Linked DNA regions of Mus musculus: region 1 is linked to region 2. The links are chromatin loops, found by intact Hi-C in ENCODE. Cell type or tissue: heart. All regions are shown on one strand. Each heading gives the region's core, and the rest is flanking DNA. Links, peaks and the distances in the headings are about the cores only.

Region 1 (4,384 bases), core at 160-4,159, 94 kb after region 2:
GTTCCTAGGAAAGGCTGAACCAGAAAGGAACAGAAGGCAGTTAACATTCCTCTCAACATCTCTCAGTTCAAGCGTGTCAATCCTGAAAAGGTCTGGGTCTGACCTGTTTGGCAACACGGAGCAGATCTGCAAATTCCAGCAGCCACAGGAGGGCAGTTTTTAGGGTAACCGTGATAGGGGGAGAAACAAGACAAACAGCAGCCTTTGAAAGGATGGCAGCCCTGAGACAAAATGAAGGGGTGAAGGAAGAGTAGGCAGAGCCCCAAAGGCCCCCAGTTCCTCTCTCACTTAAATCCTAGGAGGACTGGCGGAGATGGACCCATGCAGAAAGCCTCAGCATCTAATTAAACATTTTAGACTCCACTGCACGTGAGCAAGGAACCTGAGTCCCCCACGGAACCCTGACAAATGAGTCGTTTCCAATCAATCTATCACCATAGCATCTGGGTACCTCGGGAAGATGAAAATAGGAGCGACACATAAATGAAAACCAATACACAAACATCGTCTCCCACACAGGCCTCCAGGAAACCACAGGCAAGGCGGCCATCTGCCAAGACGCCCGCCTGCCCAGCACCGCTTCCTGCAGCCAGCAGCCAGAGTAAGCAGGGCTTAACTCGAGATTTAACAACAGAGAGATCTCCCCCTCTCTGAAGCCTGACTCTCCACTGGTGCCCCTTGGCTGAACGTCCACCCATCCAAGCCGGAAGGAAATCAGAGACGGGCAAAGGAGATGCATTTCTATAGGCTGCATCAGTCAAGGAATTTGTTAGAAATAAACAGTTGGGACAGAACCGAAGAGAGGCTGTGAGTCGGCTGAAGGTTGAGAATTCACAGATTTCTTTCACAGACATGGAGATCTGCAAGACACATCCAGATGCCCCTGCAAAGAACGCTTCCGGGAAGCAACAATATAGTCTTTGTTTGAAACTATTTCTTTCCAAATTTGTTTTACAACAAGTAGATGGGGTCCCCCGTATCATGACAAGTGTGTGGAAGGCAACTCATGGGAGTTGGAGGTCTCGCCTCACACCATTAAAGTCCTGGGGGGTCCAACTCAGGTTGTCGGTCTTGGCAGCGAGACCCTTCAGTAGCTGGCCCATCTCTCCTACTCAGTGGCATCTTCTCCATCCCTCCCTGGCAGCTTCAACCACAGCAGCCTCCATGCCCTGGGTCTGATAACCCCAGTCAGCAAGGCTCAAGGCAGATCATACCCAGCATGGCAAAAATGAGGTAACAGCAAGACTCGGGGAGGTCCCACTGTAAGCAACCCTTCCTCCTGCATTCTGCCAATGACTGGATTTTATAGATAGCAACCCACCCTGCTGACCACGGGCTCTCCAGAAGGCGAAGAAGCAATGTCCAAAGACTGCTCCGCCGACAGAAAAGCATCAGAGACCACCATGGGAGGGCAAGAACGGCCCGCTGCGAGATCTACTCCTAGACAAGCAAATATTTTCATCTCTGCAGTTCATCTGCTCCCCCCACAATGTTTCAGGCTGAACAGGCAAATATTTACACAGCTAAGCAATGCTTCCCTGCCTCTGGGCATGTTTGTAGGAGGAAGTGACCTGAGCCTGTGACAATATTATTCTATAAAGCTCTGTAAAGCCAGGGGCTCCCCTTTGCCCTTCCTTTGTGCCCACTGTGCAAATGAGACTCCGTGGACTGTCTGTTTTTCCAATATTTTTCTTAAAGTTTTAATGAATCCGTGAGATCAAGGGAACCATGTGTGTTCTCAGCTCAGGAAAACTTGGTTTTAATGGAGTCTTTACCCCAGGCTCTCCTCTTCCAACCCCCGGGGGGGAGTCTGACATATAGCCAACTTTCAGCATCCCTCTTAAGCAAGGAAAAAAATGAACTCAACTCCATAACGAGCCTAGACTGAAATCAACCTCAGAACGGGCACACCTGCCGCTCTTTTCCCAGACCTACCTGGGAAGAGTCTAAAGGCCCAGTGGCTCGGACTACAACCAAGTGGAATTAAGTCTGCATCTCCGATTTCATGAAAGGGAGGCAGTAGCATTTACCAAAAGCCTACATGAGATTTCAGAAGGCAATAAAGGCCCAAAGCCCTGCGCTCGAGACACAGGCGACTCATTCTTCTGAATACCTGAGAATATGGCATTTCCAAAGTGAAAGCTCTCCGTCCAAAATTACCATCACCTTGGCTTTCTGATGACGTCATGAGAATGTCAACATCATGAAAACCTACTGGCCTGCAGTCTCATGGTCAATTTCCTCTTGGGGTTCTGTCAAGGATGAGCCAGGATTACAGTCTTCGCCCTAAATGTCAGTCTGTTAGACAGATCTGCTTGGCTCTTAATGGGATACTGGGGCTCTGCTATGAACACCACAGGAATTTCTCACCTGGTTGTTCTAGATGATAGCATCTCAGCCTGGGCCCTTTCCTTCAAAGCAGACTCCCTAAAGATTATTTTTTATTTAATTTCGTTTTTATGTGTATTGGTGTTTTGCCTGCATGTATAGCTATGTACCACCTGCATGCGATACCACCAGAGGCCAGAAGAGGGCGCTAGATCCTCTGGATCTTGAGTTACAGACTGTTGTGAGCCACAGGTGGGTGCTGGGAATTGAACCCTGGTCCTCAGCAAGAGCAGCTTTAAACAGTTTCACTCCAGTCCTGAGGATCCTTGCATATAGGGGTGGTAGGTACTAAGTCAAAATTCTTTCTCTCTTTTGAAAGTTTTTTTTTTGCACAAAATAAATTTATATTCTTTAAGCTATTAAATTTATGCAGCTTGATACAATGTCAGTAAAAATTATATTATTTATTATTGTTGTATCTCTGTGATCGTGTGTGTGTGTGTGTGTGTGTGTGTGTGTGTGTGTATACCTAGGAGCCAGGCACCAACTGCAGGTCGTCAGGTTTGTGTTGAGTCAGGAACCACTTTTACCCGCTGAGCCACCTCATGAGCCCTCAGAATTCTACTTCTTGCATTCAAATAGAACTCTAGTTCCTGGAAGAGGATTGCACTCCTACTCCTTCCCCTGACACCAAACCTAAAAGCACTTTACACCGAGCACAGGGAACGCCACACTGGACAGCCATAGGAAACCTGCGATGTCCGTCTCTGCCCACTCCTTCTGGGTGGAGGCGTCTCTGGTAGCCTGGCAGATGCAGAACAAGACATGGCTAGGGGATGCTCCTGCACAGTGCCACCCTGAGAGTAGTGAGTGCTCCCACCCCCACCCCCACCCCCAGGAAGGCCAGCACCAGAAGCTGCTGGAGTCTCTGGACAGAGCTGCTGTTTTTCTGCCAAGGCAGGAACGTGTCTCTTTTATAAAGAGTTCCCTTGCACGATGAGGTAGCAGAATCGATTATGTTTTACTTGCTGTTTTTATAAAGGTCTGCTTCTGAAAGGGAGGAATGGAAGGCTTCATTTCCCCTTGATTCTTATCATTAAAACCCAAGGCTACTCCAGAGTTCTGCAAAGCAAGTGACGCACAGGGGAGACGGCTTGTGGAGAGCCAGGGAGGATGGAGGAGTGTGATTTAGGTCAAGAGTACACACGCAGGAAAACAGAACAGGGGCTGGAATGTCTTCCTGAGAAATTACCACTTAACCAGCAAAGTCAAGTTTTAACCTTTGAAAAGCCCGCTCCAGGGCGTGGGGGCGGGATCTTCAACCAGAGACTCCGGACTGAGACTCAACACCTCCCCCTACCCAAATGAGACATGATGCACAGTGATAAATTGTGCTGGCTACTTTTGTATCAACTTGACACAAGCTCCAGACATTAGGGAAGAGGGGAGGAGCCTCAACTTAGAAACCGCTTCCATCAGACCCGACTGTAGGCAAGCCTGTGGGGAATTGTTTTGATTAATGATGTGTAAGGGCTCAGCCCATTGAGGGTGAGGGTGGGGCCAGCCCTGGGCAGGAGTGTATAGGAAAGCAGGCTGAGCCAGCCAGGAGGACCAAGCCGTAAGAGACTGGAGCCCTACGAGGCCCTCTGCTCCAGCGTCTGTCTGCTTCAGTTCCTGCCTGCAGGTTCCTGCCTTGGGTTCCTGCCCGACCTCCCTCAGCAATGAGGCATGATGGAGTTGTGAGCTTTTCAACCCTTCCCTCCCCTTTGGTCGATGTTTTATCTCAGCAACAGAACCCCTACGAAACATGATACTTCATCAGGAGCACGAGAGTGAGGAGAGATGGGATCAGACCTCACAGAACAAATGCACCACAGAAACCCCTCAGTAACTCAGCAATTAGACTCACCCAGCTTCCCTTCCCTCCCCCCCCCACCTCTACCCATCCCTTTCTTTTTTTTAATGTAGAGATTTATAAGCCAAGACTCAAAGGCAGTCATTATGCCTAAGGCAAAGCACCCAGAGGAAGAATTTGACTGTTTATGAGACCCAGAGA
Region 2 (4,384 bases), core at 76-4,075:
GTTCTCTCTGCCGCTGTGTGACCTTCGTTGAACCCTGCACTGTCTCTGAGCCTCAGTTTCCCCATCTGCCCAGTAGAATGGTGGACGTGCCATGGCAACTCCACAGAGTTCTTGCCGAAATTGAGAAAGAGGGAGCTTTTGTGCGGATGTGCTTCTGAACTGTGAAGCTCTGTCCCAGCATCCCCAGGAACAGCTCTGATTATGCCTGCCATCTTTTAAAAAATTTATTATTCTATGTGTAAGGTTGTTTAGCCGGTATGTATGTCTCTACACCGTATACATGTAGGGCTCAGGAAAGCCAGAAGAGGGCATCAGGATCCCTGGGAGGGGAGCTGTAGAGGCTGGTGAGCCGCCATATGGGTGCTAGGAATTGAACCCAGGTCCTCTACAAGAGCATCCAGTGCTCTCATAACTTCCAAGACATCTCTCTGGCCTCATGCCAGACTCTTGACGGGAGTCAGTCTCAGCAGGAGTGACCAACCAGCAGGGTCCTCTTCTGCCACTTCCTCTGAAGCCAAGAAAGTGGCAGCCAGCAGATGTGGCGCACATAGTTGTAGGAAGTTACGACATGCCCACAACAGGCAGCCCACTGGGTGTGGCTTGAGCTTAGTGTGACTGGAAGCAGGCACTGACGATGGAGACAGACTGGAGGGCCAAAGGACTGGATCGAGGCCTGGCACAGCCCTCAGTGAGTCATCATCTGTAAGTGGGTGATGTACTCCTTTCACTGATGGGACATAGGCAGCTCTCACAGTGCTGTGCACAGAACTCAAAACCCGGTATTTAGAAAGGAAGAAGGCTGGACATAGCGGGGACCGTGGATGTGTGCTGCACCTCGCTGTACAGGAAGACTCAGCATGCTCGTTACTTGGGCTTCCTTCTGAGCTTTATGAAGTCCTCTTTTCTTCCCTCCTTCCTTCCTTCCTTCCTTCCTTCCTTCCTTCCTTCCTTCCTTCCTTCCTTCCTTCCTTCCTTCCTTCCTCCCTTCCCTTCTCCTCCTCCTCCTTCTTCTTCTTCTTCTTTTTTTTTGAGACAGGGTTTCTCTGTATAGCCCTGGCTGTCCTGGAACTCACCTTGTAGACCAGGCTAGCCTCTAACACAGAGATCTACCTGCCTTTGCCTCCTGAGTGCTGGGATTACAGAAGGACACCACCGCCTGGCTGTGAACTGTCTCTCTAGTCACCAATGCCCTGGGCCACAGCCCCAGATGTACATCCTGAAGTCAAAGTGTGGGCCACTCAGGGAGCCACAGGCTCAGGAAGACAGACTCTTCAGAGAAGGGTCAAAGGAGAGCTGGGAGGCTGTCATCAGGAGCCACTAGCTTCTTGGTCCTAAGCATCTCCGCTCCCCTTCCCTGCATCCATCCCTCCTCCAACCACGCCAGCCAGCGGGGGCTGGGCAGGAGCCTCTGAAGCACATGAGTGACTTTGCCGTTTTCCCCCCTGCTCGCTCTGTCATTTTCCTGTCCTGGGGTTTTCAAATGATATTCAAGCTCTGGGTGGCTCGACGCCGAGGGCTCCCATCGACAATTTTTTTTGGACAAATTGGTACAAGCAGTAATCTCTGCTGAGGAGATTATGTTTGATGGAGAGAGGCCTGAAGCGACTGGGGAGATAGAGGCGGCTTGCTGCCTCTAAGCTCTCAACTTCAGTCACGACAGCAAGGGAAGAAGACTTTCTTGGGTCATAGTTATAGAGCGGGTCAGGATTTCTCTGTAGCTTGCCTGCTTTACCTGCCTGGCTCCTAATTCCAAGTGGTGGCAGAGCTGGGCAGAGGGGCCCTCTGGATCCCGGGGAACAGCCTGACTGATGACCTATATTCTGGAGACACTGCCAACCTGGCCATCTGATACTCAGAGTGTGCAACGACAAGTGCTCACGAGGGGAGAGGGGAGGCTCCAGTTCCTCCCAATCTCAGTTCAATTCAGAATTCTCTGGCAGAGAGAAGACATCGTTTGGAGGTGACAGCCCAGGCCAAACTCTGTCCTGTTCCATGTCACAAGGGCTGTTTGATCTAAAGAGGTAACATGACCATCCGAGGACTCGAAAGAAAGTGGTAAGAGGGGACTTGTTTAAGGCCATCAGCAGGTGACCCTGGGCACTTCTTGGCCCTCAAAGGCTTGCAGTTACAGGTTATGGCCAGCAGGGCGGCCCCATGGCCCCACTGCTCCCTTGAGAATGGGTACAGCCAGTTCTGCCCAGGAGGGGAGCCAAGGAAAGGGTTGGCTGTGAAGTATATGACAATCTATGGGCTCTGCGACTTGGCAGTTAAGAGCACTGACTGCTCTTCCAGAGGACCCAGGTTCAGTCCTAACACAGCCAGCTGTAACTACAGTTTCAGGGGATTCAATGTCTTCTTCTGGTTTCTTTGGGTACTAGACACACATGTGGTTCACATACATACATACAAGCAAAAACCCACACTTGTTTTAAAAAAAGGCCAATGTCCATGGGGGTAAGAGGAAGCACTTTGGCCTTGTGGGTCATGAGACCTGAAATCTATGAATGGCAGTTTGCAAGTGGCTGGTTCTGCACAGACATGGTTCCAACCTCACAGAAGTCATCAGGTGCTCTGGGCCCCAAGTGTGCTCACCTGGGCCATAGATCTGTGCAATGTGGAATCCTCATGGAGTCAGGGAGTTGGGGGGGAGAACTCGAGGCCCTGGTTGGTCTCTGGCTGATTTCCTGCCCCCATGAAGCCATGGGAAAGTAGAGGCAGAACTATAGTTTTTCTAAGACCTGTCCAGCCTGGAGCCTCAAAGGACCAACTTACCTCTTCTCCAGTCAGGTAGAAGGCCGAGAGCAGTCCTCCGATATACCGGATGTTCACTTCAAACAAAGATGCTTCTCCACTCTGCAAGAAGGTGGGGGAGGGGGGACAACGGGTCCAGTAAGGATACGTGTGAGTCTCCCACAGCCAGCCAGGCCCTGGACAAGGGCCACGCTGCTCCCCTCAATACACACCTGTACCCTGCCTCGAGGACCCCAGCAGGCCAGGCCACTGCTCCGTTTTCATAGCTGAGGTTGGGAGAGGCCAGCACCTGCCTGGCAGTTGCTACTGTGCATTTAAGCGTTCCAAATAAACACCGGCTTTGGCTCCCATCCCCAGCCTTGCCGGAGGCCATTGGAGCAGTTCCGCCTGGCTGGGCTCCAAGGAGCTCCAGGACCTGTGCCGAGCTGCAGGAGAAGCTTAGCCCAAGGAGAAGCCAAACCTTCTCTAGCCTGGCCTGCCACCCTCGCCCTGTCCCGAGAAGCTCCCATGGCTTAGCTGGAGTGAGAGAGCAGGGCAGGGCTGAGCAGGAGAGGCTGTGGGCAGATGCCTGTGTAAGAGTCAGCAGCCTCTGGACCCACCAACAATGCCCTTCTCCATGCCTGTGCCCCCCACACTGCCCAGTACAAAGCAGGTGTGGAGGCATCCTGCCAAGGGCACCATCTGTACATGGCTTTGTGACTTGGGATAGATTTCTTGTCGTCCCCCCCCTCCCCCCCCGTTTCCTCCTGCACAGAACAAGTGTGACACCACCTCCCAGGCAGGCCTTCTCACGGTGACACAGTAAGCTGATGCAGGTCTCGCAAAGGCTCCTGTTTCCACCCCTTACCCCAGGTGCTCCCCTTGGCAGCTTTCCGCACCGTATTTTAAATTTTTATTTCTAACGCTGGGGAGTTAACTGAGGGTCTAGGCAAATGAGTTATAGCCCTGGCCTTTTTTCTTTCTTTTGAGACAGGGTCTCGCTAAATTGCCCAGGCTAGCCTTGAACTTGTGCTCCGGCTGTTTCAGCCTCCACTGGGATTCCAGGACCACACTACCAGGTCTGACTCAAGCTTTCACTATGCACAGCAGCCAGTGTTACCTGTTAATCTGGGAGGATGTTTCCACGAGCAAAAAGTGTGCAAATCTCACTTCCTTTTAACCTCGTAGGGCTCTGTGATGTCACCCCACTCTCTAGATGAAGAAGCTAAGGTGCAAAGAGGTCATGACCCCACCTTTCTTTTTTTCCTGAAAACACTCCAACCTACCCCAGGCTGCCTGAGTGTCCACAGCTCCCTGGTCCCTTGGGCAGGCCCATCCTTTGCCTGGAGGAGCTGGGGCCTGTGCCAGGTGAGTCCCTGAAGATGTTCCTCTGCCCCTCCCTCACCCACTGAAAAGGAACAAAGGCTCCCCTGGGCTCACAAAGGCCTCAAGATGATTCTAGTAATTATAGTGGTTATGAGGAGCCCACTTAGTCTTCGGGTTGACTTTATGGCGCCATAAAAAACTCTCCACAGCCTTCTGCTGTGGGTCATCTATTCCTGTCTCACAGAAGGGTCGGGGAGGTAAGAAGCCCTTCCCAGCTCTCCAGTTCAGCTCGCAGGTGCCCCTCATCTCTTGCCTCTAACTGAGCCAC

Evidence for each region. A loop is a pair of places that touch in the nucleus more often than their neighbours do. Peaks named below come from ENCODE experiments on the same cell type or tissue, not always from the same donor. Only the 100,000 strongest peaks of a DNase experiment are listed, where the experiment ranks them.
Region 1: it touches region 2 in a loop (1.9-fold over the local background); 1 of 42 quality-filtered maps calls a loop at or near these places.

Annotation. Positions count from the first base shown.
Region 1 is chr4:134,682,597-134,686,980 of GRCm38, forward strand. All of the region lies in intron 1 of Man1c1 (mannosidase, alpha, class 1C, member 1), which reads right to left. Among named protein-coding and RNA genes, the nearest start is that of Man1c1, 20 kb to the right of the region's middle. In heart, for the core only: a CTCF peak has its summit at 2,526 (motif pointing right); a DNase peak (open chromatin) is centred at 578; H3K27ac peaks cover 1,776 bases.
Region 2 is chr4:134,588,584-134,592,967 of GRCm38, forward strand. Man1c1 (mannosidase, alpha, class 1C, member 1) reads right to left here. Exons shown (of 12, transcript NM_207237.3): 4 at 2,773-2,853. It overlaps Gm42326 (a long non-coding RNA gene), which reads left to right and starts at 3,621. Exons shown (of 3, transcript XR_881492.3): 1 at 3,621-4,098. In heart, for the core only: CTCF peaks have their summits at 313 (motif pointing right) and 2,135; DNase peaks (open chromatin) are centred at 612, 2,018 and 3,148.